Linked DNA regions of Mus musculus: regions 1, 2 and 3 are each linked to region 4. A link is a loop called in an ENCODE intact Hi-C map of the cell type or tissue named here. Cell type or tissue: left cerebral cortex. All regions are shown on one strand.

Region 1 (2,500 bases), 190 kb before region 4:
AGACCCTCCCTATGAATACACACACACACACACACACACACACACACACACACACACATCTTTTAATAAACTTTAGCTCTGCTTCATGCTGTCTTGTCCTGAAGTTCTTCCCTGTGATGACTCCGGGGATCCAATTTTAGTGGAGCTGAAGTCCCTAAAAGAACTTCACTCTGCTACAGTGTCAGAATGGAGCTGTGTCTCTGTCCCAGCTGCCACTGAGAGTTTGTCATGGATGTGGAGGCTGGGGAAATGCTCAGCGGGTAAAACACTTGTCTCCCTGTGATGACCTGAGTTCCTTTCCCTAGAATCTACATAAAGCTGGCTGCAGGAGTGCACTGCCCCATGGGAGAATGGGAGGTGGGCATGGAAGAATCCACAGAAACTAATAAGCTGGCTAGCCTGGTCCACATAGTGGAAAACAATAAAGACACTGTCTCAAAAAGTGTTAGTTGAGTTTTCCACATGTGGACATCCTCTGGCTTCTAAACATACAGACACAGACAGACAGACAGACAGACAGACACACACACACACACAGAGAGAGAGAGAGAGAGAGAGAGAGAGAGAGAGAGAATGAACGAATGTTTGAATGAATGAATGAATGAATGAATGAATGTGAATTCTGGAATTCTGGCTCAGGAACAGATTCTGCAGCCTCACACAAAGTCCTCAATATAGAAGATACCTTTTCACCTTTCTAGTATCTACTTTGCCCTGTTGATGGCCACACAGAATCTCTCGTGTGCCACTGCACACCTATGCACACCCACTTGCCTGTTCACACCAAAGATGGTCAGTTCTTTGACTTCCTCGTGTACACAGTACTTTCCTTTAGGTACCTGAACACCTGGAGGAATCATAAACTCTCATGAGAACAGAAAATATTGCCTTCGGGTGTCAGGGTAAGGACTACAACTAAATCTTCCCCAAACAACCCCACTCAGGGCTTACTTAGCCGGGAAGAACCCTGTGCTGGGTTCTCCACTAGCCCTGTGTCAGTTACTCACTCTGGCCTCTAGGGGGCTCCCTAGGAACACAGACAAGAAGCCATCGTATCTGTTCCTTCAGACAAGAGTCTAAATGTGAACGAATGGACATGGTTTGGTAACCCACAAAAGTAACACATTGTGGAGGAGGAGAAGCCGTATCTCATCAGAGGATGATAATCTGTGAGCCATGGGGATCAATGGAAACTCCGAGTGACCAGCAGTCCTTGAGAACAAGCTTCATACATCATCTCTGGTCACCTCTGGGTAAGACTGTCCATTTTAATCAATCAATCAATCAATCAATCAATTTGGTTTGCACGTGGATATGTGCACACTGGTGTGGTCATACATGTGTAGAGGCTGGAGGTGGACTTCAGGGCGTCATCTTCATTCACTTTCCACTTTCATTTTTTATTTTATTTTATTTTTTGAGGCTGTCTCACTAAATCTAAAACGGGCTGTTTAGTTAGACTGGCTGGCCAGCAAGTCCCCAGGAAATGCTTGTCTCTTCCCCTAGTGCTGGGGTTACAAGCATACAACATGCCTGACTCTTAACTGCGTGCTGGGACCCAAGCTCAGGACTCCACACTTGTGCGCCAAGCATCTTACACATGGAGCCATCTCCTAGCCGGGAAGACTGGGATGCAGGCCATCTGGTCCCCTCAAGCTTCGTCACCGCCAGTATTCATCTAGTTGATGGTCACAACCAGATAGACTTCTGACTGCTGAATCTGTATTTTTGCCCCACCCTAGAACCATCTCACCAGTCACAGAGTCAGTAATTTAAAAACATATTTTGCACGCCTGCTTTCTTTTCTTTTCCAATTGCTTTGTTAGTTCCATGACAGGGTCTGGCCTCATAGCACTATCTAAATTGGTCAGTCAGTCAATGGCTTAGGAAGTAAAGGCACTTGCCACCAAACCTGCTATCTGAGTTAGATCCCGCGGACCAACATAGGAGGTGGACAGCTGAGCCCCATGAGTGGTCCTCTGACCTCCACACATGTGCAGGTTGCATGGGCAAGCACATACACAAAATAAAGAAAGAAATGTCAAAAGAAACCCTTGTATAATGTTTCATGCAAGTTAACAATTTTGTGTTGGATCAAATTCATAGCTCCCCCTCAGCTGCTTCCGTTTTCCAGAGAAACCACACTTTACCGCCACCCATAGTACAGAGGAGCGGGGTGGGGGTTGGGGGGGTGGGGGTGGGGGGTGGTGTTTCACGGAGGCTAAGCAAGCCCCGTGCTCTTTAGCTGTACCCAGAAGTCCAAACACACATCATTTTAATATCACTGAGTTGCTATAGCAAACTTCGGTGTCTCAGAGGACCTGGGTCCTTTGTTATTCAGTAACCACGCCCCCTGCTGTGGCTTTTCCCAGCAGACACAGCAATCTCTGCGGGCACCAGGTGTGAGGCTGACAGTTCCAGCTGTGTCCAAGGTCCAGCTGCGGAGCCTCCCTTCCCATAGCTTATTTAACAGGGCCTTATCCATGTTCTAATTAGGAGG
Region 2 (2,500 bases), 320 kb after region 4:
TCCTTCCCATCCTCCTGCCTAGTCCCTTATGAGATACCTAACCTCTGTGGATCTTCTAAATGAAATGAAGCATGCCTAGCTAAAGCTTAAAAGCTAGCATCCATAGATAAGAGAAGACATACAATATTTATCTTTCTGAATCTGGGTTATCTCTCTTGGGATGACTTCTTTCTAGTTGCTCCCACTTACCTACAAATTTCACAATTTTATTTCTCTTAATAGCTGAATAATATTCTGTCATGGAACTGTACCACATTTCCATTCATCTGTCAGTTAGGGGGCATATAAGCTATTTCCAGTTTCTGGACATTATGTATAGACTAGCAATGTACATGGATGGGCAAGTGGTATCTTTTGAGTATATGTTCAATGATGGTATCTTAGTTACTATTCTATTGTGACAAAATGTTATGGCCAAAGTAACCTATAAAAGGAAGGGTTTATTTTGGGTTTACAGTTCCAGAGGAATAAGAATCCATCACCATCCCGGCAGATAGCATGAGAGCCGCCAGGTAGGCACAGATATGCGTAACCATAGGTTTTGCCTTGTCACCTCTTTGTGCCCTGAAATAATGACTCTGAGACTTCTTATATATGAACAAATGCCTAGGCTAAAAGCCTTGGATCATTCCCTAACTAGCTCATAACTTAATCCTCTCGTTATTCTATTCTAAGTTCTGCTCTGTGGCTGGTTACATGATCTTCAATTCACATGACTGTTTTCCTCCGTGTTTAGGCCGAATCTCCTTCCAGCACCCATCTCTCTCCTAGAATCTTCTATCTCTCTCTATACTTGATGTCCCTCTTTTTAATCTTGCTTCAGCTCACTAGTCAATCAGCTTTTTATTAACAGGTGAATCTTCCACACAGTGCACAGGATTTTATCCCTACAGCTCTGAATACACATCAACCTACAAACAGAAAGGCAATACTAACTCAAAGTGTTAGGAGCCTTTTGAAACCTTACCTTGCCACCCTGCCCCAGTGACATACTTCCTCCAGCAAGGCCACACCTCCTAATCCTACCCAAGTAGGCACCATCTGGAGACCAAATATTGAAATGCTTGAGATCTACGAAGGACATCTTACTCAAGCCACCAAAGATGATACAGTGGTTGATCTATTTTCAACCTTTTGAGGAACCTCCACACTGCTGTTCATAGAGGCTGTCCAAGTTTGTACTTCCACCAGCAATAATAAGTATTCCCCTCTCCCCACCTCATCAATATCACCAGAATTTTTGTATTTATGCTTATGAGAGATATTATATATAATTTCATTATTTTTTGTTGAGTCTCTGTGTGGTTTTGCTACTGAGGTTATGGTGACTTCACCAAAAGAATTTAGGAGTTTTTCTTCGGTTTGGATTTTCTAGACTGATTTAAGGAGTTCTGGTGTTGGTTAGTTCTACTTCAAAGGTCTAGTGGAATTCTGCACTGAATCCATCTGCTCCTGGGCTTTTTTTAGTTTAAAGTTACTGCTGTTTTTCCCCCACTAAGAGTTATATGTCTTTTAAACTGTTGCTTCCATCTTGATTTAACTTTGTTACCAAAGTTAATTTGGATATATTGAGAATCTCATCCATTTATTTTAGCTTTCCCAATTTGGTGGAGTATAGATTTTTAAAAGTTGTTCTGTTGGTGTATATCCATTGGAAGATTTATTTTCTTAAGACATAAATGTAAATTATTCCCACAAAATTCTTTGAAATATATTCCCCTTGCTAATAGAAAACATATATTTTCAGATGATACATATTTTATAGTTGATACAATATTATAAATGGTGTCCTTATGATCTTGGAATTTTCTCAGTGTATCCTTTTTCTTAACACTAGTTTTAGAAACTTGTAGCCTTTCTGTCTTTAGGTTAATATGGCTAGAGTCTTGTCCATCTTGTTAATTTTTTTCAAAGAACCAATTCTATGTTTCATTGGCTCTTTGTGTTAATTTTTTGTTTATATTTTATTAGGTTCATCCCTGAGTTTTCTTTTCATCTACTCTTTTTTTTTCCTCTTTCCAACCTACAATATCTACACAGTTTGTATAGTTCAGGATTCTCTAGCTCATCTGCTCTATGTGGTTGTTGTGTCTTCTTTATCTAAAGGTTTCAAGTGCATCATAAAGTCATTAACACAGGACATCATTAAATCATTAATGCAGGGTCTCCTGAGTGTTTTGATGCAGACACTTAATGTTATAAAATTTCCTCTTAGAATGCCCTTCATTGTGTCCCATAGTTTTGATATGGAATGTTTCATTTGCATTTGTTTCTAAAACGTTTTTAGTTTCCTTGTTGATTTTGACCTTGACTCAGTTTTCACTCTGTGGTGAGTCATTCAGTGCCCATGAAGCTTCTGCATGTTTGGCTTGTTTCTGCATGTTTCTATTATTATTGATATTCAGCTTTAATCCATGGTGGTCAGATAAGATGCAGGGTGTAATTTTAATTTCCCTATATTTGTTAAGACTTTCTTTGTATCCTACTGTATGATCAATTT
Region 3 (2,500 bases), 1.2 Mb after region 4:
CACACACTGTTGCTGAGCAAGCTCCCACCCAGGCCTAGCTTACAGCAGCCGCTTACAAAACATCTGGGGAGGAAATGAGGGTGTCAGCAGATGAGAGGTGAGGTAGATGGGTACATGGGTAGATGGACGGATAAATTGATAAATGAATATCCTAAGACATAAAGTGAAGAAGTCCTTGATTTACTTCTGGTCACAACTTCTATCTAGTTCAGTGCAAAAGACTGGTGTTCAGGTCTTCCATTCACGGCTACAGTAGATCATCGGCCCTTTTATACTCTTTGAGTGCCCTAGGTACCGTGCCTGCAGACCCCATCTGGCCAGCAAGCAGAAAGAAAACTCAAGTCCATGTAGGCAGCCTACATGGATGTGGAAGGGGTGTGCCTGGATGTGGAAGGGGTGTGCCTAGAAAGGTCAGCCTGGTTTCTGCATGGCCACATCTAGCCAGAGCCCTGAGATGCAGCTGTCCAAGCTCCCATAGGAGACCTTCCAGTACAAAGGGCAAAGCCTGCCATGATAGCTGCACATCTCAGGCATCCGCACCGGTGACAAGATTGATAGTTTAGGTAGAAGTGAAAGAATGCTTAGATGCCGGCAGTCAGCAGCAGGCAGCAGGAGATCTAGGGCAGGGAGGATAGATAAGCCCACCAGGGGATTCATACTCTCTAACAGGCACATATTTTGTAGGACATGTACTCTGTGAAGCATGTATTCTCTGCGGACGCAGGTTCACACTGGACTTGTCTTCTCGGCTGTAAACTTCTCTGAGCGGTTGCCTTGGATTAAGCATTACATTAGCCTTCACCTCTCCCTGCTATCCCCCACCCCGCCAGATGCTGTGGTCATGTACTTCATAAAAGGTGCTTCTGGAACTGGGGAGGATACCCAGTGGGGAACAGAGAGAGCTTGTTTCTTCTTTCTCTAAAACTCTTCTTATCTCTGTACTCCACTGAACAAGCCGCTGCCTCCTCCGGCTAGTGACCACGTTCCCTGACAGCCTCTATGTCCTACATAGCACATAGCAATGAAAACAACCAGATCTAGGCCATTCGCAAACTGGCACAGGCCAACCTCAGACTGGCAGTAAAAAAAACCTCACTGTCCACCCATCTTAGGGTCTGCCTCAACACCGGTGTGACAGAAAATGGCGAGAAGAGACCCTGAGTCTTAGGACTTCGCATGCCCTCCTTTTGCTGAACACCTCATCCACCAGATACCTAAAACGTCCGCAATAGACAGGCTGTTTTTTGAGGGTGGGGAGGGGTGCACAATTCAGGTAAGGAGCACGAATGCAGGGAGGTGCTCACCCTTTATGCCTCTCCTTGTGTGCTAAGCCTCCAGCTCAGCCCTCGCCACTTATCAGGTTTAGCTGAGGCTGGGTGACAAGAAGAGACTTTTCCTGGGGCCACCCTGACACCCAGTGGCGGCTCCCAGTAGCAGCAGCTGACTGGAAGAACAGTAAATGCAGAAAATTCTATGCTACAGGAGAGAGAAGCCTTCCCGAAACCAGTTTCTCCAACTTAACTTGCAATGGAACTGTGCGGAGGGCTGGCTTGGATTCAAATCCAATGGGTTCTCAGGGATTTCAGGGCTATGGGGCTGGCATCCCTGGGAACCGCGGGCCAACAAGGGCAATGGAGAGGCTAGAGGAGAAAAATCTGTATGCCTGCAGGATGCCTGGGAGGTGAGATTAGTTCACATAGAGGAGGAAACTGAGGTGAGAGGCCCAAGCTGCTTGCCCCGGTCTAGAAAAGCAACGGAGAATTGAATTCAGTTCCCCAGAAAGTACGCCTGCCCCACTGTGGGCCTTCCAGCAGATTCCACTGTAGCTTTCACAGGTGAATGGTGGCACCTTCTTTTTATTTTTTATTAGGTATTTTCTTTATTTACATTTCAAATGTTATCCTCTTTGCTAGTTTCCCCTCCAAAAATCCCCTATCCCCTCCCCGCTCCCCCTGCTCCCCAACCCACCCACTCCCATCCCTGGTCCTGGCATTCCCCTACACTGGGGCATAGAGCCTTCACAGGACCAAGGGCCTCTCCTCCCATTGATGAACGACTAGGCCATCCTTTGCTACATATATAGCTAGAGCCACAAATTCTACCATGTGTTTTCTTTGATTGGTGATATAGTTCCAAGGAGCTCTGGGGGTACTGGTTAGTTCATATTGATGTCCCTCCTATGGGGCTTCAGTCCCCTTCAGCTCCCTGGGTATTTCTCTGGCTCCTTCATTAGGGACCTTGTGCTGCGTCCGATGGATGACTGTGAACATCCACTTCTGTATTTGCCAGGCACTGGCAGAGTCTCTCAGGAGACAGCTATATCAGGCTCCTGTCAGTAGGCTCTTGTTGGCATCTGCCTAGTGACTGGATTTGGTGGTTGTTTATGGAGTGGATCCCAGGGTGGGGCAGTCTCTGGATGGTCGTTCCTTCAGGCTCTGCTCCGAACTTTGTCTCTACAACTCCTTCCATGGGTATTTTGTTCCTCATTCTAAGAAAGAAC
Region 4 (2,500 bases):
CTTGCAAGAACGAGCTAAAACAATCGTTCCACAAAAGTGAAAACGAAGGTCTAGAGCTCTCCAGAGCTAGACAAATTCTCTCACTCTGTTCCCTGGCCGTGTGGCGTCCAGCCTGTGTTCATCTCTGTTCCCCCGGGGCCAGAGGAAAAAGCGGAGGGTCAGTGCACTAGGCTTTACTGCCAAGAGACCCACCTATGCTTGGCTGCCCCTAAGGGAAAACGGAAGTCTGACAAGAGCAGAAGAGTCTGGCATAGGTACCCAGTGGGTGGTTGTCCCTGTGACAAACTGCAGAGGTAGCCATAGCACACTGGCTCAGGGATTGACATCTCATCAAGAGAAGCTGCTTCCTCAAACTTCATTCTTGCCAGAACGGTTGAAGAGCCCCCTCCTCAGCCAGGAAGCCCCTCTCTTTCCTAAATTCTCACAGAGAAGGTTTTGCCTACTCTCCCTATTTATAAGAAGCCCAGCAGGTGCAACTTGATACTCCGGAGGAGGCAATTGGTGAGTGGGAACTACCCGGAAGTCAAATCCCCCGTCTTAGGTCAAGGAGTGAGGCTTTGTAGCCCGACTAGCCAGTCTTCACCAGGCTCTTTCCCCTGAAAAACTGGCAGAAATGTGACACCAAGGGTTTGCTGTGGATTGCCCGTGAGGTCGATGAGGCTTGTCTGTCACCGGGACTCGTGCGGGTTCTATTTGTTGTTCCTTTTCTCTCCCTGGTAGCCAAGGCTCCCTCCATAGTCCTAGGAATGCACATGAAAAGGAGAAACCCCTATAAATGTTTGCTGGAGGGAGTACCCAGCCTCGGGGTTTGCATCTACTTTGTTCCTACTTTTGTCCTCAGACTGCATACTTCAGAGCTCTGAGCTAATACGGAGGAAAAAGAAAAGGATGGCTAGTGGTAGGATGTGAATGAAAACGTGTTACCATACTTCTGTTTGGAGAAAAGATTAAGCCAGCGAACATAATTCCCTACCCATCATGTGTCCTTATAGTCTGAGAACCAAGAGATCAATTCCTCCCTCCTCCCCCTTATCCCCGGCGTGCAGTCCCGCGGGCGGACACGCGGGGGCACAGACACCGGCTTCTCCCTCATTCAGCAGTTGACATTGTAAAATTGGGGGATTTTCCACACTTGCTTCGCTGGTTCTCCTTCGGCTGTCTGCCCATTGTTTCTGAAGGAGTGGAGGGGCAGTCACGTTGCCTTTAGAGCCTCCCCTGGGGCTGCAGGCAGGGAGCAGAGAGAGGTTTTGCTTAAGGACAAACTTTTAAAGGTGACTTGGTGAAGCCATGGCTAATGGACTGAGTCCAGAGCTGCTACTGTGGGGACCAGGGGAGCCGAGCTGGGCCACTCTCGTGGACCTGAGCCCACCAGTTCCCGTAGACCGCGTCTGCTCCATGGACTGTCTGTTGTCTGAAGGGTACTTTCTTGGAGTCCCCAGCACCTTCTACCAAACAGCCTTTTCTCCTATTCCCTTCCCTCCCGTGACAGAATTGTGCTGTGGCCAGGTGGACCCCCTACTCCAGAACTTTGTAATACCCTCCTGCAAAGGCCTGCCAAGGAGAACATAGGCGATTTAGTTGTTCTCTAAAAAGACTCCACTACCAAGGGATTGAAGAACTCAGACCTAATTGTGGCCACCAGAGCTCCTGGGACTGTCCCTTCCTTTACCGGAGAGTCTCAAGAGTCTCCTCCATGCTGGAGGCCACCCCCAAGAAGTCGCTCATCTTCCCTGCCCAGAGACTGCCTGCTGTGTAAGAGGACTACAGTCCTTCCTGACTGGCTCTGTTTCCAGCCGTGGCCACTTCATTTCAGGCCCCTCTTTCTCTTGCCCTTCCCAGGGCACATCTCTGAGACTTACCTGGTGGTCCCACAGTGGCAGGCTGGGCAAGGCAGATTCCTATAGCTTGATGGAACATGGGCAGACATACTGTTACCCAGAAGGGTTTTGCCTGTCTGTGCATGGGTGCATTCGCTTGCATGTATGTGTGAGTGTTGTATGTGTGTGTGTATTATCCACATATGTGTGTAAGTGAGCATGCATATGTTTGTATGTGAAGGTCAGGGGATGACAACTTGTGTATCTTCCTTGATGTCTGTTTTATTTACTGAGTCTCTGCTGTTCCTGGACTTTTGCTAACCCGGCTAACAATCCCTGGTTCTGGGCATCTCCTTTATCTGCATCCCAGGACCGTGATTACAGGCAGTCCACCACACCCGCCTGGTTTTTATTTGGACTCAGGGGATCCAAACTCTGGCCCTCATATTTGTACAGCAGTGCTTTATCTGCTAAGCCATGGCCCTAGACCCCTGGCTGGTCCTTTCTGCTTGGAACATCTGCCAGGACCTGCCTCCAGAGAGAGAGAGAGAGAGAGAGAGAGAGAGAGAGAGAGAGAGAGAGAAAGAGAGAGAGAGTGGGAGGCCTCCTACCAGCTTCCTGCCATGGCTTTTCTTTTTCCAGAAGGAGCCCTGACCCAGCTGGGGTAGGGGGAGTCATGGAAG

What was found. Peaks named below come from ENCODE experiments on the same cell type or tissue, not always from the same donor. Only the 100,000 strongest peaks of a DNase experiment are listed, where the experiment ranks them.
Region 1: it touches region 4 in a loop (2.5-fold over the local background); 11 of 42 quality-filtered maps call a loop at or near these places.
Region 2: a loop joins it to region 4, with 2.0 times the contacts of the local background. A loop is called at or near these places in 5 of 42 quality-filtered maps.
Region 3: a loop joins it to region 4, with 3 times the contacts of the local background. A loop is called at or near these places in 6 of 42 quality-filtered maps.

Annotation. Positions count from the first base shown.
Region 1 is chr1:36,251,533-36,254,032 of GRCm38, reverse strand. No RefSeq gene overlaps it. Among named protein-coding and RNA genes, the nearest start is that of Gm39625, 8.5 kb to the right of the region's middle. In left cerebral cortex, a CTCF peak has its summit at 1,000 (motif pointing right); a DNase peak (open chromatin) is centred at 1,018.
Region 2 is chr1:35,739,630-35,742,129 of GRCm38, reverse strand. No RefSeq gene overlaps it. Among named protein-coding and RNA genes, the nearest start is that of Gm25634, 21 kb to the left of the region's middle. In left cerebral cortex, no CTCF peak of the experiment used is centred here; a DNase peak (open chromatin) is centred at 1,436.
Region 3 is chr1:34,890,671-34,893,170 of GRCm38, reverse strand. It overlaps the pseudogene Gm19430. Among named protein-coding and RNA genes, the nearest start is that of Plekhb2, 42 kb to the right of the region's middle. In left cerebral cortex, a CTCF peak has its summit at 1,417; DNase peaks (open chromatin) are centred at 1,013 and 1,404.
Region 4 is chr1:36,063,637-36,066,136 of GRCm38, reverse strand. It overlaps Gm39624 (a long non-coding RNA gene), which reads left to right. Exons shown (of 3, transcript XR_865341.2): 1 at 1-501. Among named protein-coding and RNA genes, the nearest start is that of Gm39624, 1.4 kb to the left of the region's middle. In left cerebral cortex, a CTCF peak has its summit at 1,057; a DNase peak (open chromatin) is centred at 1,060; H3K4me3 peaks cover 937 bases; H3K27ac peaks cover 1,159 bases.